Regions from separate parts of the Homo sapiens genome. Here region 1 is linked to region 2. A link is a loop called in an ENCODE intact Hi-C map of the cell type or tissue named here. Cell type or tissue: CD4-positive, alpha-beta T cell. All regions are shown on one strand.

Region 1 (5,000 bases), 280 kb before region 2:
GTTTTCAGTAAGAAAATATTATATAATGGAAACATTTTTATCCACTCCCAAGGGAATTTCATTTCTCAATTTGATGAACATATCCTGGAGGTATATGTGTGTGTATATATATATATATATATATATATATATATATAGAGAGAGAGAGAGAGAGAGAGAGAGAGAGACAGAGAGAGACAGAGAGAGAGAGAGAGAGAGAGAGGGTCTTACTCTGTTGCCCAGGTTGGAGTGCAGTGGGGCGATCATAGCTCACTGCAGCCTCAGTTACTTCCGGGGCTCAAGCGATCCTCCCACTCAGTCTTCCAAGTAGCTGGGACAAGAGAGGCACACTACCATACAAGAGAGGCTAATTTTTGTATTTTTTTTTTTGTAGAGATGGGGTTTTGACATGTTGCCCAGGCTGGTCTTGAACTCCTGGGCTCAAGAAATCCACCTGCCTCAGCCTCCCAAAGTGCTGGATTACAGGCTTGCACCACCATGCCCAGCCCATATCCTGGATATTGCAAAACCATGACAAAGAAGCCAGCAGAGATCCCACTTAAAGTTTCTCTTGCTCTTTCCTTTTCCATGGGCTACCAGAGAGAATGACACATTTAATCTCTTCACTGACTCCTCTTCTTTCCTCAGCATGGCTAGGAAGCAACTAATTTACAAAGGCTGACAGCAAGAGTGTTGGGGGAATTGAACAGTTTTGGGAACTGTGTGATGGCTGGTGCCTCTCACTGCCTGGATGGGTACATCTGTGGCCTGAACACTTAAGGAGCTCTCAGGAGGAGTCAAGGGTTCTTCTTCACTCCGGTCTTTCCAGTCACAGGCACATCCTATTAGATTACATATTGCCTCATCATAAAACAGAGGAAAGTCTGCTTTATTTATTATAAGAAAATAAATACCACTTTCTCCTTTGAGAAAATATGAGAATTTCTGAAGACACCTCAGCAATTCTTTTAGAACAATTTTGAGCCTAGAGGGATGGAAACACATAGGATGAACATCCCTTACTGAGGAATGAGTTTGTGAAATGCGATGCGACCTCCCCACTTAAAGACTTAACGGCAAGTCTTGGGAATCCCAAGTTGTTAAACGTCCTCAGGAAGGGGCATGAAACACAGGGATAAAAGATACAGAGAGATGTCTGGAAACTCCAGCATGACTACACTGCAACCAACCAGGTTCATCTGAGTCTGCGGAGAGCTGAAATTTTTGAGAGATCTGTGTTCTTTCACTTCCTACTGTCTCCCTCTATGTTCTACTATTATTCCTTAAAGGAAATAGTAAGATATATTTCAACTGAGAGAATTCGTATGCTGCAGTGTGGGGGAAATAAACTAAGTAGTAAGGAGGGAAGGAAAAGGCTGGAGATGGACAGTGGTGGAACCAGAGGATCCCGCAACCACGGAGACGCATGTGCTCACCCTGGAGTGTTCGGGAGACCCTGGAACACAGCAAGCTTTTCCTGCCTCAGTGCATTTGTACTCATTCCTTCTTTCTGAAATATTCTTCCCCTATCTCTCCCCAGAGAGGTTATCCTGGCTCTGCTATCCCCGCTTCCTGCTCTCCCTGTCCTCTCTTCTATCACTCTTTAAAATTTCAGTCATTCAACAACTATTGATTGAGCACGTGTTTATTTTATTTCAGGCATGGTTCTAAGCACTGGGATGACAATGGACAAAACAGACAAGAGGTCCCTACTCTCTGAGCTTCCATTCCAATGGGGCTATAACAGCCTGCACATGGGCAAAGCTGACCCAGAGCCAGGCACTGTGCTTAGCCTCAAACACATAACACTCATTCATCCGCACGCCAAGCCTACACACCAAGTCATGTCGGGACTATTAGCAGCCCCCTTAAGCAGATGAGAAATAGGTGGCATAGGATGATTAAGACACTTTCCCAGGGTCACAGTTTGTTCATCATCCCTTGGTGTGCATTGTTTATAATCTATCTTTTCCGGTAAAATAGACACTCCATGAAGTCAGGGAACTTCAGTGTCTTCTTCTCTGTAGTATCCCCAGCATCTGGTACATAGGAGGCACTTATAAATATTTACAGAATGAATGAAAAAAAGGAACTTGAAAATACCCATTAGAAACAGGCTGGGCTATTGCCATAAAAAGGCTGTGGATTTAAGAAAATGCTATTTCTGTCCATGTAGACTGCGTGTATGGAAGAATCAAAGCCTGTTCTGCCTTTGACTTTGACCTTTTTCTTCCACTGTATAGAAATGCATTCTATTGTATAGCTATGTTTAACTATTGTATGCTTTTTAGCTAATATTGAAACTGAGGTTTAAATTCACCTTTTATCACTGCCTCCTTTCTACCCTATTTATTGATGTCGCTGTGTTTTGTCTCCAGGAAGCTAACCCAAGTTCCTGCAATGAAAACCACCTCCCCTCAGCTTGGCTTTCGGCTGAGTGACTCAGGGGCTGGCTCTGACACCCTGGCATAGCAGCTCAACAGCCAGAAGTTTGGAAGAGGCTTTATTTTCGTATCTAAGAGAGAAGGAAATACCTAGTGCAACTTGTCAGCATTCAAGAGGAAAACAGAGAGTAATAATAATAATAAAAGATGGTATCCTGGGTGAAGGTGAGACTGTTTATAAGCATATACCCTGCACACAGTTTGCTTTGCAGTGTGTGTCGGGATGTTCACTCTTAGCTCCATGGAAGCAGATCTGTTGTTAGTGGATTCTTATATTTTGGAGCTGCTTTGGAATGGCTGGAGATTATTTAGATTCCAAGTTAGTGGATTAATGGAATTCACACACTGTTGAACATACTCAGAAAGAGGCTAAAAAACTTGTTTCCTGTGCAACACAGTGAGACTGCCTCTCTACAAAAAAAAAAAAAAAATACAAAAATTAGCCTGGCATGGTGGTGTGTGCTTTTACTCCCAGCTACTCAGGAGGCTGAGCTGGGAGGATTGCTTGAGCCCAGGAGGTTGAGGCTGCAATGAGCCAAAGTCACACCACTGCATTCCAGCCTGGGCAATAGAATGAGACCCTGTCTCTAAAAAAAGTTTTGAAAAGTTTACAAATAAAACCAACTAAACAAGAAGGAAAAGGAAAAATCTCATAACAGATGTTATTTATTGAAAGGTTTCTTAGCGAGTGGACAGAAGATGTTAATAAGAAAAAGAAGAGTGACACTAGTATTGTCACTGGGTGAGACCTTTCTGTGTCATCTCATTTTTTCTTACAATAATTCTATGTCATAAGTAGGATGGTCCCTGTATCACACATCAGTAGGCTCACTCACCCTCTGTGATGGTGTTGAGATTCTACTGAGGCCTGAGTGACTCCTAGGCTTTGAGGTTGACCCATGACACTGTATTTGACAGGATCACCTTCTGGGACACCAGGAGAGGAGAGTGGGTAGAGAATAGTGGACCTGCGCTCCTAGCATGTCTGTCTCCTCTCACTTGCTTGATCTGGCATGTGGAGCATAATAAGATACTGGGCTGTAGCAGAAAAATCTTTGGACTCCTAGGATGTCTCCCCTGGCCTTTCTGCCATTTCCTGTCCATCCCCCAAGTATCTTAGCGAGTAATTTATTGCATTTGGGAGAGGTGTCAAGGAGAGCAGGAACTCCTAGGCTCCTCATGGGGACTTTGCAAGGAAGGAATACCTACCATTTTACAGAAAGGACTCTGCCAAGAAGCAGAGTAGGGATTAATTTGCATAATATCTCAGGGGTTCTAAAGGGTAGAACCCATATTTGAGCCCAGATTTTTCTCAGTCAAAAGCTTTGTTCTTTACACAACCAAACTGGGTTCTTTTCCCAGAGAGGATCTCTTCTCCTCTTGCTTGGATATGCGTGGCCGGGGTTCCTCCTTCAAGTGGAGTGGGGTGGGGAGTCACGAGCCCATGCTGCCCCATGTTTTCTTCTATGTCAGCTCCTCAGCTGCAGATGTCACTTCATCTGTCTCTGGTTGTTGGTGGAGGGACAGTTGATTGAGTTGTTGACTGTTACTTGATTCTTGTAGTCGGGCCTCATTTTGGAAGCACACATGTGGCACAGGGAGGAAAGTGGGAGTAACCAGGCAAAGAAGGCAATCCTTCTTAGATGCTTAGGGGTCACTGTGAGAACTCAGTCTTGTTACACTAGAAGGTCCTGGGAGAGGAGTGGGTGGATGAATTGTAGTGCTCTGAGTTCAAAAGACAGAACTGACTGGGCTGAAAAGGAGAGAAGGAAACCGGAGGCCCAAGAAAGTGTTACAGCCTACCCCATCATACGCTTATATACAGAGCCCCAGAAGGAGGATAGCTCAGGGGCTGGGAGAGTGGACTAAACATAAATGCCGAGCTCAGTGTCCTTGCTTGGCATGGAAGCTGAAACTCCTCTTGGGCTTGGGAAGCAAGCACGCCAGTGATGAGCACATATGAACAGAAGACCAGGTGCCCTCACCTAACACTGCCAAGTGCCTAGGACCACAAGGAACTTTGCTTGACTGGGAAGGTGGGAATGAAACCCCAAATAATGATCATGATTGGATTTTTCATAAAGAAAAAGAAAGAAAAGAAAAAAAAAGAAAAGGAAACTTGTAATAAATTAAGAAAAGAAATAAATGTGACATTTATTGCACTCTAATTTTTGTGGACTAAATTTCATATGCACTATAGAAGCATTACTTTGGCTAAAGAAAATGCATTGTTAAATAGATAGATATAGCTGGAAGAAATTTACAACCTAATGTCCATGATCAAGCACCTCGAGAGATGGGCAACCAGGAAGGCACACAGCTCACCTTCAATGATCCCTGCCTGAGTTTTCAGGACATGCTTTTCATCTTCCCATAAAAGTCCATATTGACAGATTCTGCAGCTCTATCTTGCTCCCGTCCTTGCCTTAAGAACTTGGATTGGAACCTGTTAGCACATAAGGTTGAAATCATTTACTAAATATTTTTCCAAAGAGAAGAAAGAAGCACTTAGTTTTGGTAGGAGAAAAAAATCAGGCCCTCTTCCCAGGTGGGTCTTGTTGTGTTAGATGCAGACAC
Region 2 (5,000 bases):
CACTAATAGAGACAGGGAACATGAGAGAAGGAGACGTTTTCTGTTTGTTTTTTTGAGACAGGGTCTCATTCTGCTGCCCAGGCTGGAGTGCAGTGGCATGAACATGGCTCACTGCAGCCTTGACCTCCCAAGCTCAGGTAATCCTCCTGCCTCAGCCCCGCCTAGTAACTGAGATTACAGGTGCACAGCACAACACCCAACTAATTTCTTAATCTTTCGTAGAGACAGTCTCCCTGTGTAGCCCAGGCTAGTCTCGAATTCCTGGGCTCAAGTTATTCTCCACCTTGGCCTCCCAAAGTGCTGGGATTATAGGCATGAGCCACCATGCCCAGCAGGAGATGTTTTAAAACAGGAAATCTCCTTCTATAAGATTTATCTCATTAGAGTTCCCACATTCACATCTACACACTCTTTTTTTTCCCTAAAGTTGACAACAGTGATGATCAAGATTATTCTGGCATTTTGTTCATATTGTTAGTATTTTCAAAATATGTTCCTAAAGTAAAATATAAACTTTCATCTACCTCCTTCATTCCCTTGGATTCACAGACACTGAGCTGATTTTTTTTTTCTGCTATGTCATTCATTTGTTACTGAACTTCACCATCAGAAAAAAAACTTACATAAACAAATAGCGCATAAAGAAAATTTCTGCTGTTGTTTCAAGTAAACCTGAATATACAGTTGTATAAAATGCATATTATAAAAAAATTAGTCACTTACCCAGTTGTCTCACATTCACTGTATGTAGCCTCAAGCCTTCATCCAAGGACTCATTATTTTTTAGGAGCTTCTGCTGAATGATTTTTCCTTCCAAATTAGTATTGTTGGTAGCATTGTAAACTAGAAGGGCCCAAAGCACCAACCTAGGGAAACATTTCGGATAGAACTGTTGTTGTTGTTCATTGGTTGCTTGTCATTTGGTAGGAGAAACAGAGTATTTGGATGTAGAGGGATGACCATCACCTGTTGAGACTGAAGAGATTAGCCAAGGTGCTCACAGACTTTCTCTGCTGCTGTGTAAATTATAATGTTAAAAATATTCCAATATTAATAGATTCTATAGGCTATTGCTTGTATAATTCTGTCAAATAACTCCATTTCTTTTCAGAAATATTTTAATATTTAATATTTATAGTAATACATTATATAGTCATTTAAAGCATAAACACAAGAAAACAGCATTCCTGTGGTTAATTCTACATTTTTTCTTTGTGGCCCCAAATTAATTTTTTTTAATAAAACTATGATTTCAACTGACCATTTATCTTTTGAAATTACCATTTCTAACTATTAGAAATTAACTATTTATATTTACTAACACTATAAAAGTGTTACTATTCATGAATGTGATATAATTTCTTCAGAATAGCAACAAATGATTTTCTATCTCCATGAGGCATTTGCAAATACTTTTTATGGTAAAAAGTTTCACAAAATAAATACTTAAAATCGACTCTGTGATTGGTCAGCATATTACTTAAGAAGGTTATAGAATGGTTGACTTTGAAGGTCTTTAAAAAGGAAATACCTCTATGGGAAGCAAAGAAATGTATCCCCAAAGCCCTGTTAAAAACTTTTGGTTCTACAATTTAAAGTAATATAATTTTCTGTTCCACTACAATCACAGCTATAGTCAAAAGCAGAAATCAAAACTATTAATTTAACACTGAGGTAAAAGTAAGTAACATTATTTTGTCAGGTAGAGGAGAATTTCTTTTGCTTATATGTGAAAGCTCTGGATTCACAAAAAAATTGTTTCTTCTTCATATTCAGAGGAGAAATGAATAAGATAAGACGTTATATTATTGAGATCAGTTACTGTCTTCACGCCAAAGACAAAGTGGTAGTATTGTTTTTAAACTAGTTATGGAATGTCTAGTGGAGAGGCAGTGACATTTTATTTATGAAACTATGAATATTAATAAGTATTATAGTAGTAATTTATTTGTGGTGTTAAAAAATAAGAAGGAATATGTGAAATATTTGCTATTCAAGGCTAGGTGAAATTAAAGAATAGCTCAAGTTTTCTTTCCTAAATATCTGTGCTAATTTCAAGGAATAGGTGCTCTACTCTTCTCATAATTAACTCTGAAAAGCTCTCTCTAAAATGATCTACTGCTTACCATTCGCATACAAGCCATATTTCAGGATGAGGCAAACATAATGAATATAATGATAGCTGTGAACATAGATGTGACTATGATAGCTTAACAATTTTTAAAATGGCCCATGAAAAAGTATCCCTGGATTAAGTCATTGTTTAAAGACAAGCTTCGCCACTCCAGTTGGTGAGAACTTACAGCTGGGAATGTGACCTTTTACTTGTCTTGAATACTGAGAACATAATTAGCCCAAAGTATTGTGGGTGATATTGAATACCCAAACCCAACAAGTCAGGAATAGCCATACATTTTCACAGGTCTTATCTGTGTGTTTTCCTCTCTCATCCTGAAAACTGAAACTATTTTATGGTTCTACAAAGTTACATTCTATCTGTTGTTACCATCAGCCATTCTTTATTTGAAAAAAACCTCTCTGTGGCTTTGGTTTCCTGTCTGTCTAGGCAATAGAGTATGACAGCATTATCTGAAGCTATGGTCTGTGTTAAGTGATACAATCAAATTGAAAGGAAAAGTTTTTTTAAAAAACAATGTATGTAAAAGTAGTAGACTGTGGTTTTGACAAAAACTGAGACTATAAAGCCTCACCAATGAGGGTAAGAGCCATAGAGAATAGAAAAAAGAGACAAGAAAGGCTATAAACATAAATATTAAATAATGGCAAGAGTTCATACCAAAAAGCCCCTAAATATGTGGATTTTGCTATATACACTGTCTCAGTTCATTCTCCCTATAATTTTCTGTAAAATTACTCATTGCTTTGAAGACCAGGAAACTGAAATCCCATGAATTTAAATGTCCTTCAAGAAGAGTTTCTGAGGTGCTGACATGTACTAACGATGGCTGATTTTAGTATCACCAGGTAGTAGAAGAACCACAGTAAGTACACTAAAAAGCGGACGCTGACTGCCTGAAGAAGGTATACCATTGGCTATATCTACCAAACCCAGGGCTGTCCCAGTTGCTACACAAAGTGTCCAGCAAAGGGATCCTGATTGCTGCTGGATCCATTACTGAAGATGCAATATGACCTAACAGAAAGGATTGAAAAAAATTATTTGGTTAAATAGTGGAGAAGAGTTCTGTCACCTTCAAGAATACAGTACTGAAATATACTACTGTGTTTTCATATCATAAAGAAAAAATTATAATACCAGAAAATAAAAACAAGTTTCCCTAATCACATGGCTCAATCCAGTCCATTTACTATGTATACAAAAATGACATCTTTCAATATAACTTTCAAAACATTTGTTTTTCTAGTGTTGAAAAGAAAAAAAAAGCTCTCTGGTCAATTCTCATATGAAATTTTATCTTTTCATAGTAAGAAGATATCACCTGAAAAGAAGCAAGCTCCGTCATCAGGGCTGTATATCCATAAGATTTAATTCAGTCTATTGAGATCCAGCAAGACTTATAGAAACTTTTGCTTCACAACAAATTTTTAAAAAATTGTATGGAGGCCAGATATGACATCTCACGCCTGTACATGTAATCCCAGCACTCTGGGGGGGGCTGAGACAGGAGGTTTACTTGAGGCCAGGAGTTTGAGATGAGCCTGAGCAACATAGCAAGACCCAGTCTCTACAAAAATAGTATTTTAAAAATTAGCCAGGTATGCTAGCACATGTGTGTAGCCCCAGCTACTCAGGAGGCTAAGGCAGGAGGATCATTTGAGCCTAGGAGTTCAAGGCTGCAGTGAGTGATGGTCACACCACTGCACTCCAGCCCGGGTGACAAAGTGAGACTCTGTCTCAAAAAAAAAAAAAAAAAAATCTACAGAGATGCAATACATGACCTGAATAACCTAAATACAACTAAATTTATTCCATTTGGAAATTTAGGGTTTTTTTGTTTGTTTTACAGTACTCTGAACATTTGGTCCTTACATGCCAACTGGTCATATATGCTGGACATATCCATTAAATTACCTGCATGATTAAGGCATGATCCTGATATAAATATTAAAAGGGAGACTTCAGAAAATTAACTAATAGCTTTAAATGCTGAAAACATTTAGGCATCTATTATCCATATTATTAGATGTTATCATATATAAACACTTTATTTAAAGCTATTTTCTTTGAAGGTACCTTTGCAATTTCAAGTAAGAGGCAATGGGTTATGATAAATAAACTGGAAATACTAAAAATAATAATCCATCCATTTTAAATGCCCTATTTCTCAATTATTTTTCATTGGATATACATTACTACCCAGTCTGTTACATTACAGTTTTAACTACAAGAAAAAAGTAGTGTACAGCAGTGCTAAAGAAATAACTGTGCTATGTGATTAAGTTTTTCTTTCCTATCTAATTGTTTTCATTTCTCTACCAGATAAAGTAGTGAGCAAGAGAAAGAATGTTATACTCTTTACAATACTTTGTCCTGTTACCTTGGCTCATCCTCAAGGCTTCTCTTGACTTTAATCTTGTCCTCTCCAGCACTCAGGTGAAAACTAAAAACACAAATACATATATTCATTAATCCACCTCACCAACTACATCATCAACAATAAAATTTGGGGACCTGAAATAAAGAGACAGAATGGGAATTCTAAGCCAATATTTTCAAATGTGTGTCCTGAGGTTCTAGCTTCTTTCAGAAAGCTAGGCAACTGTGTGCTTTTGCTCTGTTTTGAAGATTCACAATTCATATTATTACACTAAAGAAACTGAGACGTTCTGATAAAAAAATCTGCTTCAGTTTGTACAATAACGTACTTCCTGAACTTATATGACAATTTGACACCTGTTCTGTGTTATTAAATCTCTTATCTTCACAGAATATATGTTTAGGGGTCATGACATACACTTTAGAAAACTAGTTCAGGTATAGAACTATGAAAACAAGGTACACAGGAGGATATATGGAC

What was found. A loop is a pair of places that touch in the nucleus more often than their neighbours do. Peaks named below come from ENCODE experiments on the same cell type or tissue, not always from the same donor. Only the 100,000 strongest peaks of a DNase experiment are listed, where the experiment ranks them.
Region 1: a loop joins it to region 2, with 2.6 times the contacts of the local background. A loop is called at or near these places in 3 of 110 quality-filtered maps.

The regions. Positions count from the first base shown.
Region 1 is chr6:142,677,921-142,682,920 of GRCh38, reverse strand. No RefSeq gene overlaps it. Among named protein-coding and RNA genes, the nearest start is that of HIVEP2, 260 kb to the left of the region's middle. In CD4-positive, alpha-beta T cell, no CTCF peak of the experiment used is centred here; a DNase peak (open chromatin) is centred at 2,390.
Region 2 is chr6:142,393,479-142,398,478 of GRCh38, reverse strand. ADGRG6 (adhesion G protein-coupled receptor G6) reads right to left here. Exons shown (of 25, transcript NM_198569.3): 9 at 4,521-4,583; 10 at 724-866. Among named protein-coding and RNA genes, the nearest start is that of ADGRG6, 94 kb to the right of the region's middle. In CD4-positive, alpha-beta T cell, no CTCF peak of the experiment used is centred here; a DNase peak (open chromatin) is centred at 2,578; H3K4me3 peaks cover 308 bases.